Regions from separate parts of the Homo sapiens genome. Here all the other regions are linked to region 3. Evidence: chromatin contacts called from ENCODE Hi-C or POLR2A ChIA-PET data. All regions are on one chromosome and are shown on one strand. The core of a region is the stretch at or near the end of the contact, and the rest is flanking DNA. Distances in the headings are between cores, read along the strand shown. Region 1 overlaps KLHL40 (kelch like family member 40). Region 2 holds the start of POMGNT2 (protein O-linked mannose N-acetylglucosaminyltransferase 2 (beta 1,4-)). Region 3 holds the start of TCAIM (T cell activation inhibitor, mitochondrial). Region 4 holds the start of SEC22C (SEC22 homolog C, vesicle trafficking protein). Region 5 holds the start of LIMD1 (LIM domain containing 1). Region 6 holds the start of SACM1L (SAC1 like phosphatidylinositide phosphatase).

The links. Hi-C counts contacts between places; a loop is a spot of excess contacts on that map. ChIA-PET counts read pairs that join two places held with the same protein, here RNA polymerase II (POLR2A). Pooled maps may share reads with other maps.
Region 1: a loop to region 3 is called in a map of lower leg skin, with 17 times the contacts of the local background. The contact joins the enhancer-like site here to the promoter of TCAIM in region 3. A Hi-C loop is called at or near these places in 1 of 168 maps with a recorded cell type or tissue (lower leg skin). POLR2A ChIA-PET finds 5 or more read pairs at or near these places in 1 of 52 experiments (K562).
Region 2: a loop to region 3 is called in a map of CD8-positive, alpha-beta T cell, with 23 times the contacts of the local background. The contact joins the promoter of POMGNT2 here to the promoter of TCAIM in region 3. A Hi-C loop is called at or near these places in 2 of 168 maps with a recorded cell type or tissue (B cell and CD8-positive, alpha-beta T cell) and 6 of 50 pooled maps.
Region 4: a pooled map shows a loop between it and region 3 (8-fold over the local background). The contact joins the promoter of SEC22C here to the promoter of TCAIM in region 3. A Hi-C loop is called at or near these places in 2 of 37 single-sample maps with no recorded cell type and 9 of 50 pooled maps. POLR2A ChIA-PET finds 5 or more read pairs at or near these places in 1 of 52 experiments (K562).
Region 5: a map of naive thymus-derived CD4-positive, alpha-beta T cell shows a loop between it and region 3 (32-fold over the local background). The contact joins the promoter of LIMD1 here to the promoter of TCAIM in region 3. A Hi-C loop is called at or near these places in 1 of 168 maps with a recorded cell type or tissue (naive thymus-derived CD4-positive, alpha-beta T cell), 1 of 37 single-sample maps with no recorded cell type and 7 of 50 pooled maps.
Region 6: a loop to region 3 is called in a map of dorsolateral prefrontal cortex, with 15 times the contacts of the local background. The contact joins the promoter of SACM1L here to the promoter of TCAIM in region 3. A Hi-C loop is called at or near these places in 3 of 168 maps with a recorded cell type or tissue (CD8-positive, alpha-beta T cell, dorsolateral prefrontal cortex and naive thymus-derived CD4-positive, alpha-beta T cell), 1 of 37 single-sample maps with no recorded cell type and 17 of 50 pooled maps.

What each region holds. Positions count from the first base shown.
Region 1 is chr3:42,689,686-42,693,400 of GRCh38, reverse strand. KLHL40 (kelch like family member 40) reads right to left here. Exons shown (of 6, transcript NM_152393.4): 5 at 2,396-2,542; 6 at 857-1,519. The coding sequence ends at 1,408. It overlaps HHATL (hedgehog acyltransferase like), which reads left to right. Exons shown (of 12, transcript NM_020707.4): 11 at 183-324; 12 at 526-738. The coding sequence ends at 650. Among named protein-coding and RNA genes, the nearest start is that of KLHL40, 6.0 kb to the right of the region's middle. Within about 2 kb of position 2,265, at least 3 of the 41 ENCODE cell types and tissues checked have a DNase peak (open chromatin) inside an H3K27ac peak, as active enhancers do.
Region 2 is chr3:43,104,557-43,108,262 of GRCh38, reverse strand. POMGNT2 (protein O-linked mannose N-acetylglucosaminyltransferase 2 (beta 1,4-)) reads left to right here and starts at 2,184. Exons shown (of 2, transcript NM_032806.6): 1 at 2,184-2,427. RefSeq lists a silencer at 2,097-2,416.
Region 3 is chr3:44,336,573-44,340,349 of GRCh38, reverse strand. It overlaps TCAIM (T cell activation inhibitor, mitochondrial), which reads right to left and starts at 1,584. Exons shown (of 11, transcript NM_173826.4): 1 at 1,516-1,584. LOC105377055 (a long non-coding RNA gene) reads left to right here and starts at 2,232. Exons shown (of 4, transcript XR_940782.4): 1 at 2,232-2,645. It also overlaps a transcript of TOPAZ1 not described here. RefSeq lists a silencer at 1,534-1,923 and enhancers at 2,064-2,233, 1,918-2,571.
Region 4 is chr3:42,580,711-42,584,689 of GRCh38, reverse strand. It overlaps SEC22C (SEC22 homolog C, vesicle trafficking protein), which reads left to right and starts at 2,723. Exons shown (of 7, transcript NM_032970.4): 1 at 2,723-2,844. It also overlaps a transcript of SS18L2 not described here. RefSeq lists enhancers at 2,308-2,437, 2,430-3,256 and a silencer at 2,638-2,967.
Region 5 is chr3:45,591,995-45,596,107 of GRCh38, reverse strand. LIMD1 (LIM domain containing 1) reads right to left here and starts at 1,357. Exons shown (of 8, transcript NM_014240.3): 1 at 1-1,357. The coding sequence starts at 1,228. RefSeq lists an enhancer at 1,481-1,650 and silencers at 1,741-1,870, 1,881-2,350.
Region 6 is chr3:45,687,612-45,691,471 of GRCh38, reverse strand. It overlaps SACM1L (SAC1 like phosphatidylinositide phosphatase), which reads right to left and starts at 2,076. Exons shown (of 20, transcript NM_014016.5): 1 at 1,975-2,076. The coding sequence starts at 2,006. It overlaps LIMD1-AS1 (LIMD1 antisense RNA 1), which reads left to right and starts at 2,590. Exons shown (of 3, transcript NR_033947.1): 1 at 2,590-3,096. TRR-ACG2-1 (tRNA-Arg (anticodon ACG) 2-1) reads left to right here and starts at 2,401; the gene lies at 2,401-2,473. RefSeq lists a silencer at 1,885-2,064 and enhancers at 2,095-2,384, 2,645-2,694, 3,205-3,274.

The DNA.
Region 1 (3,715 bases), core at 1,016-3,515, 1.6 Mb after region 3:
CTTGTCCTCTCTCTGGACCTGTTTCCCCATGTTTAACAAGGAGGGAGAGCTGACCTGGGGCTCTCCGAGACCCAGACATAGCCCCAAGACCTGACTGGCCAGGTGGGTAAGGCTGCTGACCCACCATGTCCTCTTTCCTTTGGCCTCTTGTCCCGCTGCCCATGCTTTCCTGGACCGGATAGGCCTCTCTGTCAGTGCAGATGTCCCGTAGGGTCCGGGCCCTGTTTGGAGCCATGAACTTCTGGGCCATCATCATGTACAACCTTGTGAGCCTGAACAGCCTCAAATTCACAGAGCTGGTTGCCCGGCGCCTGCTACTCACAGGTGAGGGACAGGGGTGTGGGGATACAGAAGGTGCCAGGCATCAGCCTCAAGGACCGTGACCTTCCAAAATGCCTCCTATCTCCCTCATCACCCCTGGGACTCAGAAGGGAGGGCCCATCAAGCGGGGAGAGGGGTGGGAAGACAAAAGTCGCTGAGGATGCAGTGCTGCTCCTGAGCATCTATGACTCCCTCCCCACACAGGGTTCCCCCAGACCACGCTGTCCATCCTGTTTGTCACCTACTGTGGCGTCCAGCTGGTAAAGGAGCGTGAGCGAACCTTGGCACTGGAGGAGGAGCAGAAGCAGGACAAAGAGAAGCCGGAGTAGGAGGGAGCGGGTAGAGGGATGGGCTCTGCTCAGCTATTCTTGGGCCAGATGGGGCCTGACCGATAGAATAAAAGACTTTTCTACAACAGCTTGGCTGTTCCCTGACCCTTCTTCCCACAGTCCCCTGGCTCCACGTCCATAGTGGCTGAGGAGCTGGAGGCTCTAGGCCTCAGGCAGGGGAGGGTTCCCACCCATAGGGTGGAGGGGACACCAGATGGAGAGCAGAGACCATCGACCTTGGCAGCCCAACAGCAGAACACTGAAGCCCCAAGTCTTCAACACACCTGCTCACTGACTCTTGGAGCACTGATGCAGACCCTGAGCTGCTTGCTCAGAAGGCACTTTATTCTTCCTAAAGAAGGAGACATATCTGCACTGTACACTGCACTTGATGGGGATGCTCCCATCGGACAGACGAGAAGGCTGAGTCCTGTGGGGAACTTTGCCAGCACACTCAGCTAGGCTGGGGCAGGGCCAGCACACGGCCTGGGATACCGCCCTGTGGTTCTGGTTCATGGATCAAGACAACCTAGGGGGATATGGCAACACTGGAGAAGCCTCTAGTTTCTCACCCTTGCCCAAAAGTCCAGGACTAAGCAGCACTTCCCTTTCCTTGGCTGACGCAGCCCCTGAGGCACCATAACTGGATCCAGGTAGACTCTGGCCTCTCCTAGCCTCTTTTCTGGAGCCCCCACAAGGCCAGGCCAGTGAGGGTCGCAGGATGGGAGGGGTGCTTAGTTCAGTCTGCCTGAGCTGGTCACATCTTAGTCAGGCACAGCACATTGAGCCGCACTGGTAGGAAGGTGGCACCTGCTGCATAGGCGATCTCCCGCAGGACACCCTCCCATTTCTTCTCCTCCTCGTTATACCTGGGGATGAGAGAGAGTGGGGACAAGGATGGAGAGCTTGGTCAGCTGAGTCCAGAGTGGAACGCAGCAGAGAGGGGTGGCTGAGGGCACTTGGCCCATCTCTAGGGAGATCTGCTCCTGAAAATCCCCAGGCTCTGGGAAAGGAGACCCCCCACAAGACCCACCCCAAGGAACACCCACCCCACACTCCAGGAAGGGTCTTTCTCCCCAGGAAAGATCACCTCTCAAGGGGTGTTCCCATATTCCTCAAAGTTCCCCTCCAGGAAGGTCTACACTGCCCACACCACCCCATCAATGTCCTCTCCTTGAGAATTTCCATGCTCCATTTCTACTAAGTCTCACGTCTCAGCCTCCGGCAGCACTGCTCCCCAGGGGCTGCCTGCAGCAGTGCAGATGGCTGCAGGTTCAGGAAGGAGATGCCCCAGAGGCTAAAGTTTCCTTCTCCCACCCCCACAAAGGACCAGCCATAGAGAGCAATGGTTCTGAAAGGCCAGGGCTCCAACTGTTTCCCAGCCCTAGTGGCAGCCCTCCCTCCAGACCAAGCACCCGGAAGGCAGGAGAGAAGAAAATCCGGCTGCTATTTGGGCCCTGTTTCTGTGAGTCTATGACCTAAGCTTGGGTCTGCTCCCATCTGCAACACTGTTGCTGCTCCACAGTGGGGCATGGTGTCATCTGTGCAAGCCCAGACTTTCCCAACAAACTGGTGAGAAACGGCCAAGCAGGGTATGTTGGCTATTCCTCCCTACAGGACTCCCTAGAAGAGGGATCCGCTTTGCCCCCAGAGGAGCTTGCCCAGTGCCTTGGTACCCCACCATGGTGCTATGGGGTGTCAGCCTTGCTCATGATGCCCCCTTGCCTCCCCAGGGTGGGACTCACCTCCAGATGTCATTGAGCTCTGTGGGAACCAGCTCTCCAGACTCCGTCTCCAGTGTGGCAAAGCCACCAATGGCATAGAGGGTACCCACCAGGCTGACCAGGCTGAGTGAGCTACGCTCCTGTGGGAAGGCCTCGAAGGGTGCCCACCTGGGGGTGTGTGAGAAGGTGCATCATTGGGATGCCTCGGCAAGCCCAGTGACTGTCCCTGCCACCCAGCACCCACAGCTCCAACTGCAACCCTTTGCAATCCAAGTCCCAGGCACCCATGCCCCCAACCCCATTCCCCTTCCCTGTCCCTCTGGTCTTCCCTTCCTTCCCCATTCTCTTGCTCCTCCACTTTCCTTTCCTTGTCCTCTTGCCATTCTATCCAACCTGTCCAGCAAAGTCCACCATGGATCTCCCCACTGCCCCTACTCCTCTCCTGAACTAACTCCACCCTCCAACTCACAACCCCAGCCCCTAGCAGGCCCCCAGCCTTGCCCTGGACGCAGTCCTTTTGCCCCTCAGCGGCCCCTGCAGCCCCACCCACCTTGCACACCTGCTCTATCCTTCTTCTCCCTTCACAGCCCAGTTGTTCTCAATGTATCTTCGCTACCCTGGCTCCTGCCTTGGGCCTTAGTCCCATCCTCCAAAACTGACCTTCCTGAGGTCCACAGTCACTGCACACGCACTGAGGTCCTACAGCACACAGCCCTGCTGACGTGACTTTCCTCACCCATCTCTTCGGCCTCACCTTCGTGGCCTCCTTCCTGGATAATGCAGCTGCCTCCACCATCAGGGCTTGGACCTCAGCTCCTCCCATTTACACTCTCTCTCCTGAGGGAGCTTGGCCCCTCCGTGTGCTACTGACCCCCAGATCTCTCCCTCCAGCTCAGCCCTCTCTCTCCCGGGTGGGGTCCTTTTGGACACCCCCAGGTACTTCAAGTCCACATGTCCTAACTGGACCCTCACTTTCCCTACCCAATCCCAATGATTATCCAGTAAATGGCCTCCCACCCTCACTCAGAAGCATGTACTTCTCCCCCTCTCACCCCCACATCCAATCAATAGCTAAGCCCTGTTTCTCCCACCTCCTAGACTCTTGCTACTCAAAGTGTGGTTCATGGCCCAGCAGCGTCAGCATCTCCTGGGGGTGCGTTAGAAATGCAGACTTACAGGCTTTCAGCCCTCCGCATACCGAGAATCAGAATCTGCACTTTAAGGCGATCCCCAGGAGATTTGCATGCCCATCACAGTGTAAGAAGCCCTGGCCTGTCTTTGTCCGGTGCATCCCCTCAACCCCATCTCCGCTGTGCCCCCAGCTCCAGGCCTTTATCACCC
Region 2 (3,706 bases), core at 935-3,434, 1.2 Mb after region 3:
CTGTTACCCTTATATATTCACACCTACACCCTGTCTTCAACCTCTGACAACCACTAATATTTTCTCCATCTCTATAGTTTTGTCATTTCAAGAATGTTATACAAATGGCAACCAGAGTATGTAACCTTTTGAGACTGACTTTTTTTCACCCAGCATAATGCCCAAGTTGTGGCATGTGTCAATTGTGCCTTTCTATTGTTGAATGATATTCTTTATATAGATGTAATCACAGTTTATTTAACCATTCACCTATCGAGGGGCATTTTGTTTGTTGACAGTTTTTGACAATTACAAATAAAGAAAGTAGGAACAATTGTGTACAAGTTTGTGTGTTAACATAAGTTTCCATTTCTCTGGAATAGATGCTCAGGAGTGTGATTGATGAGTCATATGGGAAGCATATGTTTAGTTTTTTAAAAGAAACTACCATGATATACCCATCTGTGAGTAATATATGAGAGATCCAGTTCTGTGCATACTCACCAGCATTTGCTATTTTATTTTTTAAGCTGTTTTGTAGTTGTTGTTGTTGTTTGTTTGTTTTTGAGATGGAGTCTTGCTCTGTAGCCCAGACTGGAGTGCAGTGGCGCGATCTCGGTTCACTGCAACCTCCGCCTCCTGGGTTCAAGTGATTCTCCCCTGCCTCAGCCTCCTGAGTAGCCGGGTTTACAGACGCGCACCAACACATCCAGCTAATTTTTGTATTTTTAGTAGAGACGAGGTTTCACCATGTTGGCCAGGCTGGTCTTGAACTCCTGACCTCGTGATTCGCCAGCCATGGCCTCCCAAAGTGCTGGCATTACAGGCATGAGCCACCGCGCCCTGCCTTTTTAAGCTGTTTTAAATAGGTGTATGGTGATATCTCAGCATAGTCTTAATTTGCATTTCCTTTATGGCTAGTGATGAACATCTGTCCTTATTTGCCATCTGTATAACTACTTTGGTAAAATATATATTAATGTCTTCTGTATATTTAAAAACTTATGATCCAGGATACAGTTTATCTTAATATATATACCAAGGTTGCTTGAAAAGAATGTGTATTCTGTTGGTGGGTGAAGTATTATGTAAATATCAATTAGATTAGGATGGTATTAGTGTTGATCTTTTCTATATCCTTGCTGACTTTCTGTCTAGTGTTCTATCAGTTGTTGAGAGAGGGATGCTGAAGTTTCCAATTACAGTTGCAGAGTTGTCTATTTCTAATTATGGTTCTATCATTTGATTTATTTATGTTAAGGCTATGTCGTTAGGTGTATCCACATTTAGAATTATGTCTTCTTGGTGAATTGAACCTTTTATCATTATATAATTATCCCTTTTTTATTCTTGGTAATTTTCCTTGCTGTCAATTCTACTCTCTCTGAAAGTAATATCACCACTTCAGCCTTTCAGTTTATTATCATCTAAACAACACTATTCAGCCTTTGCAGTCATCCACAATTATTAGAATTTCTTGGTTAGAGGCTTTTGACTACATGTTTTTAAAGGTTTTTGGCTGTATTGACAAATTGCCCTGCAAAAATTTACCAACTTAATACCTTAACATTTGGGCTAATTTAAAATAATCATAAATTAAAGTCAGGGCTTTCCCAATTTGATAGGTAGAAATCTTATAACTCTATGGAGGTGGAGTTGGTGGTGGTAGGTGCATCTCTAGATGACTTAAGTTCAAAAAAAGTCAAGAGATCTAAAAAAGAAGTCAAAAGATCTAAAATTCATAACTCAAGAAATAGGGGCATATGTATATTCGGAGAATCCGCGGGAATGCCAGATGCCACAGCCATAAGTAGCTGCCCTTGAGGACTGGACAGCCAGGACTGGACGGTGGGATAAGGTGACAGCTGGTTAATGGAATGGTGCCGCAGAGGACTGGTGCTTTTGTAAGTTCTCTGTAGCATTACAATTTTTAAAAGCATGTAAACGTATTAATTACCTTGACTTTACAATGACATTTGGTTGTTGGTTAAACTTGCATTTAAATTTATTATCAGAACTGCCATAACTGTGTAATCCTAACACTAAGTAAAACTCAGCCTCTCGGCGCAAATTATCACTCCCAACATTCCGCAGGCTGGTGGCGGCGCGGGCTGTCCTCGTACGCAAAACTACACCTCCCAGGATTCCGCGAGCCAAGGTTGTGGCCGGGGCCAGGGCAACCGAACTCGCGGCTCTGCGCAGGCGCACAGGCTCCGCGCCGGGCTCGCCCGCCGGGCAGGCGCACGGCGGACACCTGCGAGCCTGGAGGTGGCGGTCGCTGCGAACCCGGCGGCGCGGCCAAACCTGTGCTGGCTGCCTGGGCCTTCTGGGCCTCCTGGGCCAGAAGCTGGCGCTGGGGGCGGCGGCGGGGTGGGAAAGCGGCGCCGCCGTGGGGCCTCCTGGACGCGTCGGCGGAGGTGGCTTCGTCCCGCGGAGTCCAGGCTTCAGGTAAGACGCGCGCGCGCTTGGGGCTGGAGCGGACTCCGACACCCGCCTGGGACTTGAAGTGGAGGTGTCGAACCCTCGGCCCCCTGGAGGGGACGACGCGGTGCTGGGCCCCGGGGTGAGGGGGAGGTTCTAGGACGCCTTCGGGATCCAGGAGAGTTTGCAGAACTGAGGGGTGACGTGTGAAGCGAGCTGAGGGAGGCGCGGGAGGTGGGCGGGGCGGGGGTGGACCCTCAGGGTCGGGGGCCGGGGATTGGGGGTCGGGGGCCGGGGGCCGGGGACCTGGGCAACGCCCTGGGGCTTGCCAGTTCGAGCCCTCAGCTCGTGGCAGGCACTGGCGTCGGGTCCTCAGGCCCTTTTGCTTTGGGAGGTGATGGGTGGTGCACATTTGGCGGGGGTGGTGGGGAGCCACGCGAGGTGCGCGGAGCGGGCCTGGGCCTCCCCAACTGCCTTTGAAGGCAGAACCCCGGCAGGCCTGCAGCTGATTCCTGGGCGCTTTGGGGGCCAGTAGGGCACCTACCATGTGTGTCCGGTGGTAAGAGCTTGCCACGGCCTGCTTGGCAGTGCCAGAGTAGCCTCTGAAGAAGGAACCCAGTGAACTCCTGACTCCATGTGTGTGTTTAGGAACCCGTCTCCAGCTCACTGATGGGAACTCTCTGCTAAAGTATGTGACCGTCAGGCCAGAGTCTTGCACCAGGTGCAGGGCGACCAGTGTCTGCCTACTTTATTGCCAGCCAACACTTAGAGCGTACTCTTGGGAGAAGCAAGGCTCCGCGTGGAAAAGGATGACTTCAGGGTTATGGGGCGAGCTTGATAGGACTTAGTAGCTAAGAGCATAGACAGAGGAGGTTTCATTCACCAAATGTTTACTACAATATGTGCCCCGCCTTCAAATCTTGGTTCTCGGCTACTAGCGGTGTGCGTTTAAGCAAGTCACTTATCCTCTCTTAGCCTCTGTTTCTTTCTCTGTGAAGTGGAGATGAAAGTACAGTGCCTTTATCACGGGGTTGCAGTGGGGATGAAATAGTGCCAGGCAAGTCCTCAGCCCAGTATGTCTAACAGTAAGTGTGTGGCAAATATCAGCAGTCGTGGTGACTAACGACAGAAAGTGTTAGAGGTGCTTGGAGTCCAGGTTCATCTTTAATGGTACTAGCTGCCCTCTCTGGCTCTCATGAATCTTGCAGATCTTCCAGCTCATCCTTTCAATATTAATTTTGAGGAATCTCAGTCCCTGCAGAGCTAGGAAAGAGCATAGGTCCCCTCATCCCCAGGGGTGGTCAGC
Region 3 (3,777 bases), core at 335-2,834:
AGACAGAAATACGTGGGCCTTGGGGAAGCTAAATTAGAAGGCCTGATAACTGGAATGTCAATCTGTAAATTTACTTTGAGATTATAACTGCTAAGACAACTAGAAGATTCAGATCTAATGTTCTTCCTCTTTCAGGACTAGCTACACAGAAAATCAAATTACTATCAGCTGACTGAAGACACATTGCTTCAGAGTAGAGTTGGGTGCTCTCATTCAGACACTAGCTCCAAAAGTCTGGGACATCCACATCAACCGCAGGCTTCTCGTCTTCAGATAAATTCTTACATAGGTGGTTCCTGTCCATACTGCACTTAGCCCACTATACTTCCACTTGGAAAATGCTATAAAATAACTGAAGAGGTTGCACTGTCTTATCACACTTGGGAGGCATACCGAGTCTTTAACTCACCCATTCATCACCACTTATGGGCCAGGTCCTGCGTAAAGCATTGGGACTAGAAAATTATTAAGACAATTCTAATACTCAAAAGACTTTTAGAGGGAGGGGGGAGTGTAAAAACAGACACAAGCAGATAAGTATAAAACAACGCAGTAAATGCAATAATACAAACATGCACAGAATATGAGAAACTCCCAGACGCAACACTTGGAATGGGGCGGGGAGAGCTCAGGAAGGTCTTCTCTAAGGAAATGGTGCCTTTCCTGGAAGAGGGCAGAGGACCGGGAAGGATAAAATTTATTTACAAACCATTGTAAATGACTACTTTAATCTACTTAACAGTGATATTAGTTTCTGTTTCATAAAGTGAAAATTTCTAATTTTACCTAAAATCTGTTCTAAGTGAGGCATTAAATCTGTGCAGTTTCAAACCAAATTTGGTGGAAAGATACCTAAATCAGTGAAAAATCCAAATTATGGAAGAGTACACGAAAAACGGTTTTGTTTTGCTTACTTTCAACTAACACCGAGTGTGTGCCAAATAGAGCTCTCAGGATTGAGCTTTGACCATTTGGCACAACTTTTATTTGAAAGTAATTTATTTTAACAAAATTAATATCATGCCACTCTCATTTGAACTGTGACTTCCCTTAGTGACTATCTTGTACGGTTTCTGAAAGCAGTTTGTTATATCAAGGAGGGACAAAAGCGGTAATTTTCATGGCTTTTCAGTTGAATATGAACTTCTTAGAGTAGGGGAAAAAGGCAAAGAAAAAGAGCAAAAGCAGGAAATGCTATTAGATACATTAGCCTAGATTCTGTAGCTTCCTTTTCTAAATCTCGCTATATGAGATTTAGTACGTAACAATTTCCCGTAAATCAAAGACCTCGGAAAAATATAAGTCGGAAACAATAAAACCTAAATCGTCTTTGCGTTCTCATTTCACAGCGAGTTAAAATGTAGATGCGATGCGGATACTGCGTCCCCTGGCACTGCCTCAATTCAAAAGTTAGCACTTTGCGCTAAGGTGGCTCTGAGCACTCCCCTCCGACCCCGCTTCCCCCCTAGAGGAGCATGAATGCACCACCGGAGCCCCTCCCCTCTTGCTCCTTACAGTTCTGGCAAGGGTCCGACGCGAGGGCTTTGTCCGACTAGTTCCACCTCCCACCCAGTACACCAGAAGGGAGGACAGTCGCTCCGCCCGCAGGGCTGTTCGGACGCGCATGCGCACTGGGGCGTCAGCTGGCCAACCAGCGCGCGACGCACGGCCAGGCGCTCCCACCTGCCCTCGCCCCGGTGGGCGACAGGCTTTGACGGGCTCCTAGCCGCAGTGCCCTCTGAGCCCCCAACCCTGAATTCTCAGCTGGGCCCTCCCGGCTCCACCTGCCCCCAACACCCTCCCCGCTCCGGCGGCGGCAGGGCGCTCGAGGCAAGCCCGGGCAGGGGGACGAGCTGCAGGTGACGCCCTGGTTGGCTGGAGCGTGCCAGGCCTTCCCCCTACGGCGCCTGCGCACAGCCAGGGCGTGGATTCAACCTTCCGCGGTGCCCTGCCTCTAGCTGACGTCAGCACCCTGGTAACTGCTGCACCTTCGCCGCGCGCTTTGAGCCCCCGCCCCTCCGCCTTCTTACCGGCCGCCCTGAGGGGTCTCGGCGCGCTCGGCTGAGAGCTTTAGGAGGCGCGAGCGAGCACTCCGACTAGGCCGGAGGGACTCGGAAAATGATGGTCCGGCAGGTGGTGGGTCCTGACCCAAGGGCCTGCAAGGAACGGAGAAGGGCAACCGAGCACGCGCTGGATCTTGGGGAAGAAGGGGAAAGGGACTGCTGGAGGAGGCGCGCATGCGCCGTGCGGTCCTTCGCCCCGGGCGCCCTGGCAGGGGGCGAGGCTCTGCGGAACTCCCGGAGCTGGCGCCAGGGAACAAGTCTCAGTGGAGAGCCTCGAATTTTAAAAGTCTCATTTAAGTATTTCTTTTGGTTTTCCTTGTATAAATATAGCTAACTTTTAAACATTTCTTTTCCGGCTTGTGTTGTTTGCTTTGGACCCTTCAGCACCTATTTTTAAACGTTAAGCATTCCCCAGTCAGCATGAAAGTTTTACTGTTAGTTTTATTTTGTTCCTATAATTTTGATTCCCCCCAGAAACTGCCACAGATGAAATCAAGCCAATAGAATTGAAAGCAAAGATCACCTGGTGGCCATGAAGCCGACCATCCTTAGGCAGAAACTCCTTACCTGAGGAATTTAGAGGTAACTAGACTTCCCTGTTACCTAAAGCCAGCATCTGGTACCAGACTTCTTCCCTCCAAATTTAAAAGTAACTAGAATTTCTATGCATCTCCGTAATGCACGCATGTCAAAACTCATTGTGCACCCCTTGCCATCTGCTCCATGCCCCAATCAACCCCTGTCCCCTACCATCCAGATACTTTATTACCCTCACATACTTGCACAGGAGTTACATATGCCACTAGTACAAAGTCCTCAGAAAATCCCCCAAGTGTTATGCCTCTCCACAAGGTGGCAAACGGAGATTTGGGAACAATTTGAGTTCATGTCCCTTTTCCATTGTCTGAACTTTGGCAAATTCAATCCAAGTTGGGTTCATTTAGCCAGGATCCCTCTAAGTTCATTCAAGAATTTCGGGCTTTATTGCCTTTGATTTAACCTGGCAAGACACATTTGTGGTATTAACTATTTGCTGTTCCCACGAAGAAAAAATCACGGTCTTTAGCTCGAGTTTGGGCAGACGAAACTCATGTTGGCAATCCTAATAATAGAGCCAGGGCAGAAGCTGTCCCCAACACAGAACCCAATTGGCAATACCACGCTGCCAATGCCAGCCCAAACAGAGACAGGGGAAGAGAAGATTATAACATGTTTGTTGGAAGGAATGAAATAAAACCTGTTAATTTTTCTAAATTATGAGAGATCACTCAGGACCAAGGACCCTTCCCTTTTCCAAGCTAGACTAATGGAGGCCATGCATAAATATACAGATTTAGATCCTGAAAGCCCTGAGGGCCAATCCCTTCTGGCCATACATTTTATAAGTCAGGCTTCCCCAGACATCAGACAAAAACTCCAAAAATTAGAGCAAGGCCCACAAACTCCCTTTTGTACTTTATTAAAAGCAGCCTTTAAGGACACTGAAGTTGAGAATGTCCCAAACCTCCAGGTTGCAAGCCATCCCTGGGACCCTGTCCTCACTGCAAATTGGAAGAATGAGTGTCCCTCCCTCATGAAGGGGGGGCCACCTCTTCCTTCTAGGCTATGACAGCCACAGTCTCACCAACCTACCTGACAAGGGGATCCTGCAGAACGAGGGTGAGGGTGAGGGCGAGAGCAAGGGCAAACACCTCTAATTCTATTCCTGGATTAT
Region 4 (3,979 bases), core at 1,474-3,973, 1.8 Mb after region 3:
GTGGTGAACCCTGGAGGCTATCTTAGACTGTATCACAATTCTCTTCAGTTTTCATTTTGTAATTTTTCTCTGGCTATGTAAGCCCCACTTCGATTTCCGCCCATATGATGCTGACTTTCAAAAGTCTATGTCCCGGCTAGGCGTGGTGGCTCACGCCTGTAATCCCAGCACTTAGGGAGGCCAAGGCGGGCAGATCACTTGAGGCCAGGATTTCGAGACCAAACTGGCCAATATGGTGAAACCCCCATCTCTACTAAAAATACAAAAATTAGCTGGGCGTGTTGGCAGATGCTTGTAATCCCAGCTACTTGGGAGGCTGAGGCAGAAGAATCACTTGAGCCTGGGAGGCGCAGGTTGCAGTGGGCCGAGATTGTGCCACTAAACTCCAACCTAGGCCACAGAGTGAGACTCAGCCTCAAAAAAAGTCTGTGTTCAGCCCAGACCTCTACATTGACCTGCAACCTGTATATGCACCTGCTGTGTTGACATCTGTATTAGTCAAGGTTCTCCAGAGAGAGAGAACCAATGTGATATCTATATATCTACAATATAGATCTATATCTATAGATATATGGGAGGGGATTTATTAGGGGAACTGGCTCACATAGTTATGGAGGCTGAGAAGTCCCACAATAGACCATCTACAAGCTGGAGAACCAGGGAGGCTGGTAGACTGCTTCAGTTCAAGACTACCCTGTCTTAGACTTGGCCTCAGAACCAGGGAAGCTGAATGGTGTATCTCCCAGTCCAAGGCCCAAGCCGGGAGAACCTGGGGAACCACTGGTACAAGTCTTGGAGTCCAAAGGCTCAATACTTGCTAAATGAATAAATGGACGGACTCTACTACCTAATCTCCTAGAGTTAGGAGATTAGGGGAACGGGGAATTCTGATGCCAAGGGCAGAAGAGGGGTGTCCCAACTCCAGAGTAGAGAATTTGCCTTTCCTCTGCCTTTTTGTTCTATTATGTGGTGCCTGCGCATATTAGATGAGGACAGATCTTCCTTACTCAGTCCATTGACTTAAATGCCAATATCTTCTGGGAACACCCTCATAGACATACCCAGAAGTAATGTTCCCCCAGCTACCTGAGTATCCCTTAACCTAGTCAGGTTGACATCTAAAACTAATCATCGCAAAATCCTAACCAAGTCTCAAAGGTGCCTCAAATTCAACTTGTCTAAGATGGAGCTCAAGATCAATCTTATCTCCTCTTCCAGTGTTCTCCATATCTGTGAATCCCTGCACCATCCATCCATTTATCCAAGGCTGAACAGTGGCATCATCCTTGAAGCTGCTTCATCGCCCCTTCACATCCAACTCATCACCAAGTCCTATTGATTTTGCTCCTACATTTCTCTGCAGCCTTCTTAGATCTCTTTTTCTTCACTCTCACCCTAGTCCACACTCCAGCTCCATTCTCTCTTGCCCAGATGACTGCACTGGCTCCCAGGCCAGTCCCACCATAGCTCTGTTGAGACTTCTCCATTTTGATCTGCACTTTAGCAGCCAAAGTGAGTTTTATAAAATGCAATTTTGACCAGTGTTCTATGGTCCTAAACTTTCCACTATGGTCCATAAAATCCTACATGGTCCTGCCCCTTCTATTCGCTCTAGTGGATCTCACTCCACTCCTTTATTCTCTAAACTCTGAGTTTCTTTTCTTTTTGTGGTAAAATGTACATAACCATTTTTAAGTGTGCAGATCTGTGGCATTTGGTACATTCACATTGTTGTGTGATCATCACTACTATCCATTTCCAGAACTGTTTCATCTTCTCCAGCTGAAATTCTGTACCTATTAAGCACTAACTTTCCATTTCCCCCTTTCTGGGTTTCTTTTCATCCCTCAAAGGAGCTCTGCTGCCTTCCACAGAGTTCTTATATACATGCTAATCTCTCCATCTGAAACACACTTCCTCTCCCCTTTGCCTAGTTAGCCTCCTGTGATTCCCAACACCAGCCTAGAAGCTTCTGTAAATTCTCCCAAAACCCCTGCTCCTCCCTGAAGAGCAGTTTGTATTTATACAGGTGTTTGATTGTTTGAAGGGTGCTCTCACCCTGCCTCCTCTCTTAACATAGTTTTTCGTGTCAGGAATTCCTCGCTTTGTCCACAACCCCTGGCACATAGCAGGTGCTCAATACTTGCTAAATGAATAAATGGACGGACTCTGCTACCTACCTAATCTCCTTCCAGCCAGTCATCCATCTGTGGGTGCCTCGGTCCCCAGCTTGGGGTGTGTCCCCCTGGGTCGGACTTTGGCGCCCCATCCAGGCTGGCAGTAGGTTGTGCTCTTTGGTTTGCCTATCTCGGGCCTCCCGCCCAGCCGCGCGGACCGCAGAACATACGCCCCGGGCGTTATCACTCTGTCACGCGGAGCCTCCCCGCCTCCAGACGTCAGTCCGGTTGCTACCCCGGCAGGAATCGAGCTTAGATCACGAAGGCTCCTTCTCACCTCCGGACGTGAGAATTACAGGCTTGGATCTCAAACCGCCGCGGTGAGAGCCGGGAGGTGGGAAGAAAGTTGGGAGGCGCGCGCCCCCGTCACACTCCCTCTCCGTTTGGGTCGCAGCCCTTTAAGAACCACTACGTTCGCGCCTTCGCCGGGACGGGGGCTGTGGAGGCGCGCCGGGATTGGTCGGTTTGGGTGCGGGTGTCGCTTAGCAGCAGCGAATGCGGGGTAGGGGGGAGGTGGGGTGGCTCAAGACTCGCGCACGCGCACCACGGCCTACCTGCGCCTGGGCTGCCGGTGACCTGGGCCGAGCCCTCCCGGTCGGCTAAGATTGCTGAGGAGGCGGCGGGTAGCTGGCAGGCGCCGACTTCCGAAGGCCGCCGTCCGGGCGAGGTGAGGGCTGGCGGGCGGAGGCGGGTGCCGCGGCCCGTTAGCCAAGAGCAGGCGGGTTAGGGTGTGGCGCAGGGCGGGCCCAGAGGTGGAGGCGGCCCAGGGCCCACCCGGCCCTCAGTCCCGGCCTTGACCATGGGGCTCCCCACGGGGCTTCACTGGGCTTCTTGGAGTCCTCTGTCCCCTTTCTCCCGTCAGCCTGTTCCCGGACCCCGGGGCCACCCAAGGCACGCGCCTGCAGGAACCCTGGGCTGACAGATGGGCGCCAAGGGCTTCTCCCAGTTGGAAGAGATGGGGAGTGAGAAAGGGGACGATTGTTTCTTTAACCATTCACGAAGCTCACGTCAGAGCATTGTTTAATCTGAATAGCAAACTTCCCTTAGCATGCCCGTGTTATTAGACTTTAAATATTGGATACACTGAACCAACTTTTCAGAGCACTAGGTGTAGGACGTTCCATTACAGGTTTTGTGTTCATTACAGATTTACACATGTACCTCCAGAGCCAGAAGGATAAAGCACTCGGGGAAAAATTAGGTTTGTAGAAATAAAAGCCACGGAAGACTATTGCCAGTGTGAAAAGTAATTGGTGAAATTTGTGACATGGTCAGAAAAAAATACAGCTCAGAACCAACATATAGGGTAATATTTAATTACATTTTGCAGAGAAGAGTTGATCCCACTAAAGATAATTTTAGTAAAATGAAAAATGGAAGCAACTGGAAATGGTTTAACGTTGCCAGATAGAATTAAATAAACAAATAGTGTTTCCTCTGGAAAGTACATTTTGGACAATGTTAATAGCTCTGATTTAAGTGTTTGCATTTGCAACAGAAGCCATCTTGGAGTCAGTGTTTTTTATTCTTAGAATAACTTAGAAATCAACTAAATTCAAAAAGTAACATGATCATAGAGAGGACAACCTGACTTCAAGGTAATACAGTGGATAAAGAGCAGTTGTAACAAGTGTAATCTCAGGCTCCTTCCTCTACCAACAGGTCTCTGATTAGCTTATTAGTGCTCTAAGGAGAAGAAATTATTTTAGAGAAAGGGAGTAGCTGTAATTCCCAAAGTTGGATTTGTAGAAGAAGGATGTGGTGGAAAGATCCTAGGCTTTAGAATATTTGAAGTAAGGAAG
Region 5 (4,113 bases), core at 108-2,607, 1.3 Mb before region 3:
AAGACCAGCCCAGGGGACCCTCTTTACAAGATAACTCAGGCAGGGTGGACATCACTGGATGGACAAGACTGGTGGGGCTGAGCTTGGGACCAGTGCCAAGGTCTGTGCAGCCAGGCTTCGGCCCCAGCCCAGGGACCGCACCCTGCTGTGAACCGTCCAGACCAGCTGGCGAGGATGACGGGGCAGAACTGGAAAGGTAAGATTTGGGCCCATCCTGGAACCAGGGTTGGGGGTCCACATTGGGTTTGGACATCACACCTGAAACCTCACCCCCCAGCCCCGAGTTTGATCTTGGAAGACCTCCTTGCCTGGGGCAGCTCAGGGCCAAGGGTGCTGACACAGAAGGGGTCCTGGGCTGAACAGGCCCCACAGCTGGTGCTCCGTTCTCCAAGTTTGGGGAAGGCAGGCCAGGGCTCACCCGCTGGGAGGAGGCAGTGGACCAAAGGCCTGTTGGCTTCTCGCTGCTGCGGCCACCAATGCCACTATTCTGACCACCGAGGCTACCCTCAGAAGACCTGCTGGAGCTCAGGGAGAGCTGTCGGTGATTTAGGGGATGGTCCCCGCAGGGTTTGGGCAGTGGTGGGTCACTCCCCGGGGAGCTAGGCCACCCACTCCCTACACTCAGGCCGATGCTGGGGGACACTCCTGGTTTGTCACCCCACTTTGGGCTTGCCAAGGAGAGGTTGTCATAATAGTCTCCATGAGTGAGGCAGGAAGGATCCTCACAGGGGCCTGGCTGGTGGAAAGCAGACATCTCAGAAGTCGCCAGGCTCTCCCTGGAACCACAGTCCTGGCTGCCATGCCTCGTGCCATGCAGGTATGGCCTGGATCTCTGCTCCTGCGGTGGGTACGGGGGCTGCCCAGCAGCGAGGGTGGTGACTGCCCCAGGTGCCCCTGTCGAGGCAGCAAGAGGAGGCTTGGCAGCACCATCCACAGTCAGCTTGCTGCCCACAACTTCCCAACGGGCCTGTGGGCCCAGGCGGCCCCCTCCATTGACAGGGCCTCTACTCCCCCTGGGCAGAGTCTCCTCCTGCAGGAGCTGCTGCTGCTGCTGCTGGAGGTGGATTTTGGCCATCTTGGTGGCGAACACCCTGCGAGTTTCCTCAAACTCGGGGTTGTTGCCTGCACCCTTGTCCACTCGGAAGAGCCCATCCTTAGAGGCCTCATACATGTTCAGGTCCTCGATGAATTTACTGGCCTCCAGGCCCAGGTCGTCATACTTATCCATGCTGCAGACAGGTGTCCGGGCCTAGCCCAGGTGCCGTGTGTGTGTGTGTGTGTGTGTGTGTGTGTGTGTGTGTGTGTGTGTGTGTGTGTGTGTGTGTGTGTTGAGGGCAGCGGGGAGATGCTGGCGAAGGGTCGGGGCTCAAGTCCGGCCCAGTACAAGTAAAGACTTCCACCTGCCTAGCGTGAAGGGCATGACCCCAGGATTTAAGAGTCCAGCCGAAGTTGAGACCTCAACGCCAGCTGGACCAAGTTTGCTTCCAACTCCCTTTCCCCTGGAGACGTCCTTGTTGGGGTAGCTGGTGGCACTTCGCCGTCCCGGGCCTGCTCAGCGGAGTTCTTTTCTCCTCTTCAAATTATAAAAGGAAAAAGAAAACAGCAAAAAAGTAAAATCACATCCTCCTTAGGCAACCAAACACGGAAACTCACAGCAAGGCAGCAGCCGACTGGGCCGGGTGAAGCTGAATCGGCCGGGAGGGCGCCGAGGCCGCGAGTCGGGCCGGAGCAAACGCGCGGCGGCTGAGGCGCAGGTACGTTCCAGGCGCTGGGTCCTCCGCTGCTTCCCCGGAGCTGCGATCCCGGCCGGCGCCTGGCAGGAACGCCGTCCGGGACGCACGGGCGGCCGAGCAGCGGCAGGAAGTTCACGGCAGCTGGGGCTGGCGGCCCATTGTCCGATGGCGGCGGCGGATCGGCGCGCGCGGGCCGGAGGGCGGCGGGACGCGGAAGTGAGTGCGCCAGGCGCAGTCCCTGCTGCTCGCTCGCCGGCTCTGCACGTCCCGAGCCCGCGCCGGGGCGGAGGGGGCGGCCGAGGGGCGGGGACGGCGCGCGGGCGGGCGCCCAGGGGCAGGCCTGCACCCGGCAGCGTGGCTGGGCCTCCTGCCCCCAGGCCTGGCTGGAGAACACCGAGGGGTGCCCCACAAGTCCGTCCCACGCTCTAGCACTGGGACTGCACGGGACTTCGCCGCCGCCACTGCCGCCCCCTGCGAGTCCTGGACCGAATTGGGTGCTCCGACCTCCCTTCCAGCCTCGGGTCCTCAGCCCGGCCCCGCCCCTGGCAGCGCTGGGCGGGGTCCTCCGCTCGGAGACGGGCGGCCTGGGTAGCCTGCATGGGCCCAACACAGGCGCTGGGAGTTTGCGAGGACTTTCGAGGACGCCGCTCCTCGCTCCACTGCCTCAGTTTCCCCGGTGGAAAGCCAGCCCTTTGTGCCTCTCGAGGCCGGCACCGTCCAGGCTGTGCCCGCCGCCCGGCTTGCCCGAGGTGCACTATTGGAGAGGCGCACGGGCGTGTCACCCATGGCTGGCCCACCGTCCTCTTTGACAGGTCGGGAGACTGAGGCAGAGAGGGGGAAATGCCCAACATGCCAACGTAACCAGCAAAGCGTAGATGGGAGCCCGGGCCCTCTGAAAGAGCGAAAAAGAAGAAAGTCTCGTTGTGCCTGCGCGCATTTCACGTCCTCAGTGCAGCAGTAAAAGCACGTGCCCTAGTAGGCTCGTTATTCGTAGAGGGACCCATCTGCAAGTGGATCCGCGCGGCTGCAGGGACACCAGGCCTGACTCCTTGGCGCCCCCGCATGGCCCGGGACTCCCTATACCAGTTCCCAGGCGATCCTGGAGAGGTTTCATTTCCCACACTACAGCCATCGTGATCCTAAGGCAAATACTAGAACAGACACTTCTCTACCTAAATCCTCAGTGCTTACCCCAGAATTAAATTGAAATCGGCCCCTTGCCGCAGCCTTCTGGGCCAGATCTAGGGATCTTCCCTCCCTCCCTGCACTCTAGCTGCAGGAGCTTCCTGGTGTCTGCCCAGAGCTTGCCCCTAAACTGAGTGGCTCATCTTTCCCATCCCTGCTGAAGTCACCTCCTCTTAGAGGCCTCCTCAGAGTGGTTCCTGTTGTTCTTTTTCAGCACCCTCTTTACTTCCTGCTCAGTTCTGATAACTATTTATAATTATTTATTTGTTGGTTAACATGCGTTTTTTTTTGTTTGGTTGGGTGGTAGGTTTCCCACTCCATTTGACCATATCTGTATGCCAAGTGCCTGGTATATATTAATAGTAGTACCTAATGGTCGAATAAGTGAATTAGTGAACCCCTATCTGCCAGAGTTGTGACAGAGAACAAATAAGATAATATATATGAATGTGCTTTATATTCTGTAAACCAGGGGTCCCCAACCCCTGGGCTACTGACCAGTACTGGTCTGTGGCCTGTTAGGAACTGAGTGGCACAGCAGGAGGTGAGAGGAGGCAAGCCAGCGAAACTTCATCTGTATTTACAGCCACTCCCCATTACTGGCATTACCGCCTGAGCTTCACATCCTGTCAGATCAGCAGTGGCATTAGATTCTCAGAGGGGTGCACAAACCTTATTATGAACTACCCTCATGAGGAATGTAGGTTGCACGCTCCTTATGAGAATCTAATGCCCGATGATCTGAGGTGGAACAGTTTCATCCCGTCTGTGAAAAAATTGGCTTCTGTGAAACTGGTGCCAAAAAGATTGAGGACCGCTGCCGTAAACCCAAAGTATGGTTAATGGACTCCATATCACCAGGGAGCTTGTTGAAAATGCAGAATCTTAGGCCCCATTGCCAACCTACTGAATCAGAATCTGCATTTTAACAAGATTTCTGGGCGGTTTATTTGCACAATAAAGTTACAGAAGCACTGCTATAAAGCACTATACTAAAATGAAGTATTTTTATTAAAAAATTTTTTTTGGTTTTTTATCTACAAGTAATACATGTTTCTATAACAACTTTGAACAATACAGACATATATAAAGTTTTAAAAGTTGCCTACCATCCCCTTTCTCAGAGGTAATCATAATTAAACACTCCTTAGGTGTTGGGTAATACTTATTAATTAAAAACTGGATTTTGGAGTGG
Region 6 (3,860 bases), core at 827-3,326, 1.4 Mb before region 3:
TCCTACCAATTCTTACACAGAAACCAATTTCACTTCTAAATGCATCCAAAAAAGAATACTCCTTAGGGCAGGAGCCACATTTGAAAACCTTCAACAGCAGCCTCAGAGCAGGAAGGGCCAAAAGGAAGGAATAAAAATGGAAACTCTAACTCATAAACCCCTTGGTAAAGAAAAAGGTGCAAAAAAGTTGTACCTTCACATTTACAGAAACACTCTAAACTTTTTTTTCAGGGGGAAAAAAAGCTAGGACTGACAAATGAGAGAATGACTTTCACATAACCCCAGTTTGACTTTATCACCCAAATAATTTAAGAGTTTCCACTTCTCACAAAAATCAATACAAAAACATCATTCTTACTACTTCAGGGACAAATTTCCTTTCTCTTTTATGTATGCGAGGATTTGGGTTTGTTTTAAGGTCTGAACTGGTTAAATTTAGTGTTCTGGCAGCTGAAAAACAATCATCATAATTCTCAAGTTCTCCATCCTATTCAATCTTTGCCACGCTAAGCTGCATGAAGCCATGGCTCCATATGGCTTAAACACATTTGAGACCTGGTGTAGGATCACATTAAACCCTTCAGTGCCTATCAGATACACAATAACCTAATTAGCTAGCAGAGCACATGTGACAGTGGCCTGGCCAGAAACGCAGTGGAAGACACTTCCTTCAACTCTTTCACCAAAGACGAGGTGAGCACTTTGCAAAGGGGAACTGGGAGAAAATAGGGAAAGGTGGAGAGGAAAATGTGGAGGGAAGTGTGCAGCTAGGGTTTTCAAAGAACATTACAGTAAACAGAAATGGCACCCACAGGGGGTGCACTGTAGAAAAAGCAATCATCTTTTTTGCAACACATACAATGTGGAATAGATGACCTCTCTGAATTTTGCACCTCTAACTTTCCACTGAACCTTTCAGAAAGTTACTAGTGAGGTTGAGGTCTGAGGAGCTTAAGTGCCCAAACCACATTTTGGTGTCATTTCCCTGCAAAAGAAATGCGGTATCTATGCCTAACTGCCAAGGTATTTTAGCTCATATACAGGGATAGATAAGCTTCTAAAAAATTACATTTGTTTCTCCTACCAGATATTCCCAGGCTGTGGCCACCAGATTTTCAAACAGCCTAGGGGTAAAGCATTAAACACGAAGTGAGTACAACAAAATTATTCACAGACAAGAAAAGTGTGGATGCTAATGGGTAACACTAAGGGAAATAAACACATGTTGTTTTTAATCCAAGACAAACCAAAACCCTTAAAAACACCTATTTTATAACTCTTAACAACCACAGCCTCTGTATCAAAGACTCAAGAACTTGGATTTACCGAAAAGTCAATTTGCAGTACCAAAATTACCGAGATTAGCCTCTGGCTGTCGACACTGACTTAAGAACCTGCTTTAGGCTGGAGCTGTTTAAAATTTAAACCAAAGTAAACTCCTTCAGGACCTTAAGACTACTGACTGTACTTTAAATTTTTTCTGCACACTGAAGAGGGGGCAGGCAGGCTTCGGTACCCAGATAGGCTGTAAGCAAAACAAAGATTTGTTGATTTGTGCGTAGACTCTAAATTGCTGCTGTAGGTCCGTTAAGTAAGAGAAAACTCTTTTTCTCTGTTAAGTCATACAGATAAATTTAGTCGGTAGCTCTGCATAGAAAGTGGGGACAAGCGTGCCCTGAAGGGCCGCATCATAACGCCGACCCCGGCTCGGTGGGGGCCAGTCGGCAGCTTCTCTCTTCAGCCGTGGGCGCTGGGGCCGAGCACGGTGGAGAAAGGCCGGCGAGCCGCTGGTTCCCGGCCTATGGCTACTCGGGCGAGGCCTAGGAGAGGCCGCGCCGGCTGAGGAAAACCGGTAAATGCGAGGAGCTCCCACACCCTATCTGCAATCCGGGACTCAGAAGCCCTCCCCGAGGCCAGGGCCCGCACCTGCCGCCCCGCCCGCCGCGCCTCAGGCCTCTGGCCCGTGGGACTCACAGCTTCAGCTGCTCGTAGGCCGCCGTCGCCATCCTGCACAACCACCTCCTTCCTTCTCTCTCCGCCCGCCCCGCCCCGCGCCGCCACCTCGGCTACAACTCTACCGGTCACCCTGGCACAGCGGCCGCAGCTCCCAGCCTCTTCCCACCCCTTTCCCCGCCCCGCAGGAGAGCCGGCCTGAACGGGAGGCGGTGGAGGACAAATTAGTGCGCAAGCAAGAGCACGCGAGAGATGCCGCCGACGCGGCGGGTTGGAGTGCGACGAAGAGCGCCGTGACGAAGCCGCTGCGGATTGGTGGGGCGCGTTTTGGGGAAAGGCAGAGCAGCGGGAGCGCGGCGCAAGGGCAAAATGGATCGTTGGTACCCGGAAGCCCGTTCAAACTGTATAAGGGTGATCAGCTATCACGGAGAAGGCTTTAGCAAGTCGGGGCCAGTGGCGCAATGGATAACGCGTCTGACTACGGATCAGAAGATTCTAGGTTCGACTCCTGGCTGGCTCGCGATGTCTGTTTTGCCACACTTGACCCATGTACTACTGGGTCTTGTAAAGATGTATATTCACAATGTGAAAGTATTACAAGACCTTGGAAAGGTGTATGGTTAGAATGTGAAAGTTAAATATCTGAAATTTTGATGCCGCTTTGCTCACAATGTCATCCTTTATCCTTTAAACCTGGAGTTGTCTGAGGTGGTTTGCAAACTGCAAAGCGCCCTGTTCCCAATGATGCACCTGAGAAGTCTGTAAATGGGGTAAATTTAGGCAAACACACCTGGAAAAGTGGCATTTTGGAGTGGGGAATGCTGTGGCCGGAGGTTAGCAACCGGATGATGCAAAAGCGTATTTAAGGCAGCAGTTCTGGCCTTTCCCCGCCACGGAGCAGAAGCCCCCATAGTGATGTGAGAAGCGGCGCTGTCCCAGTTTACTAGGATGGGATGGGCTTTGGATCTAACCAGCAGCGAAGAAAACCTGCGGTGCGGCTGCGCTCGGTAGTAGGGGTCCACAAAGCGTCAGAATCTGCAGCAGCCCCGGCCTTTGCGAGCTCCAGCTCCGAAGTCAACCCGGCCCCCAAATTCCACTGGGAAACCTTAAGACACCGGTGTTTTTACCGTAAGAAGACCTCAGGTAATCTAGTATATTACCCCTCATTGTATGGATGCGCGACTTGGACACCCGAGAAGGCGCGAAACGTCTGCGGCCTAAAGGGACTCGAACCGGGGGATTATATGAGTCATCGGACACTGTCCGTTAACCAATCACTCAATCGATCAATTAATTTCCGCAACATAACGTTTTCCCCTGATAAAATTATAGATTTTTAAAATATATAAAATTATTGGGAATATTAACGCGATTCCCACCCTAAATCATTACTATTATTTTTTTTTTCCTTAAAGCCTTTTTTTCTTCTATATTTTTTAACATGGGCATACTTGCACATGTGTTTTTCCAAATTGGGGTTGTACGGAAATGGGTTCCTCATTTTGTCTCCTTACCTTTTTGTCTGAGATTTAAGGTCATTAAATATTCTTTGAAGATATTTCATCAGAGAGCTAGATATTTTAAGCAGAATCCTTATGCTGGGAATTTGGGTGGTTGTCAGTTTAACACCTAGAAAAAATGATGCTGCTTAGGAGTTCGAGACCAGCCTGGGCAACATAGCAAGACCTCATCTCTATTTACTAAATAAATAAATAAATTTTAATTAGCCAGGTGTGGTGGTGTGCACCTATAGTCCTAGCTACTCAGGAGGCTGAGGTGGGAGGATCACCTCAGCCCAGGAGGTTGAGGCTGCAGTGAGCTGTTACCATGCCACTGCACTCCAGCCTGAGCAACAGAATGAGACCCTGTGTTGAATTATTATTATTTTGAGACGGAGTCTCGCTCTG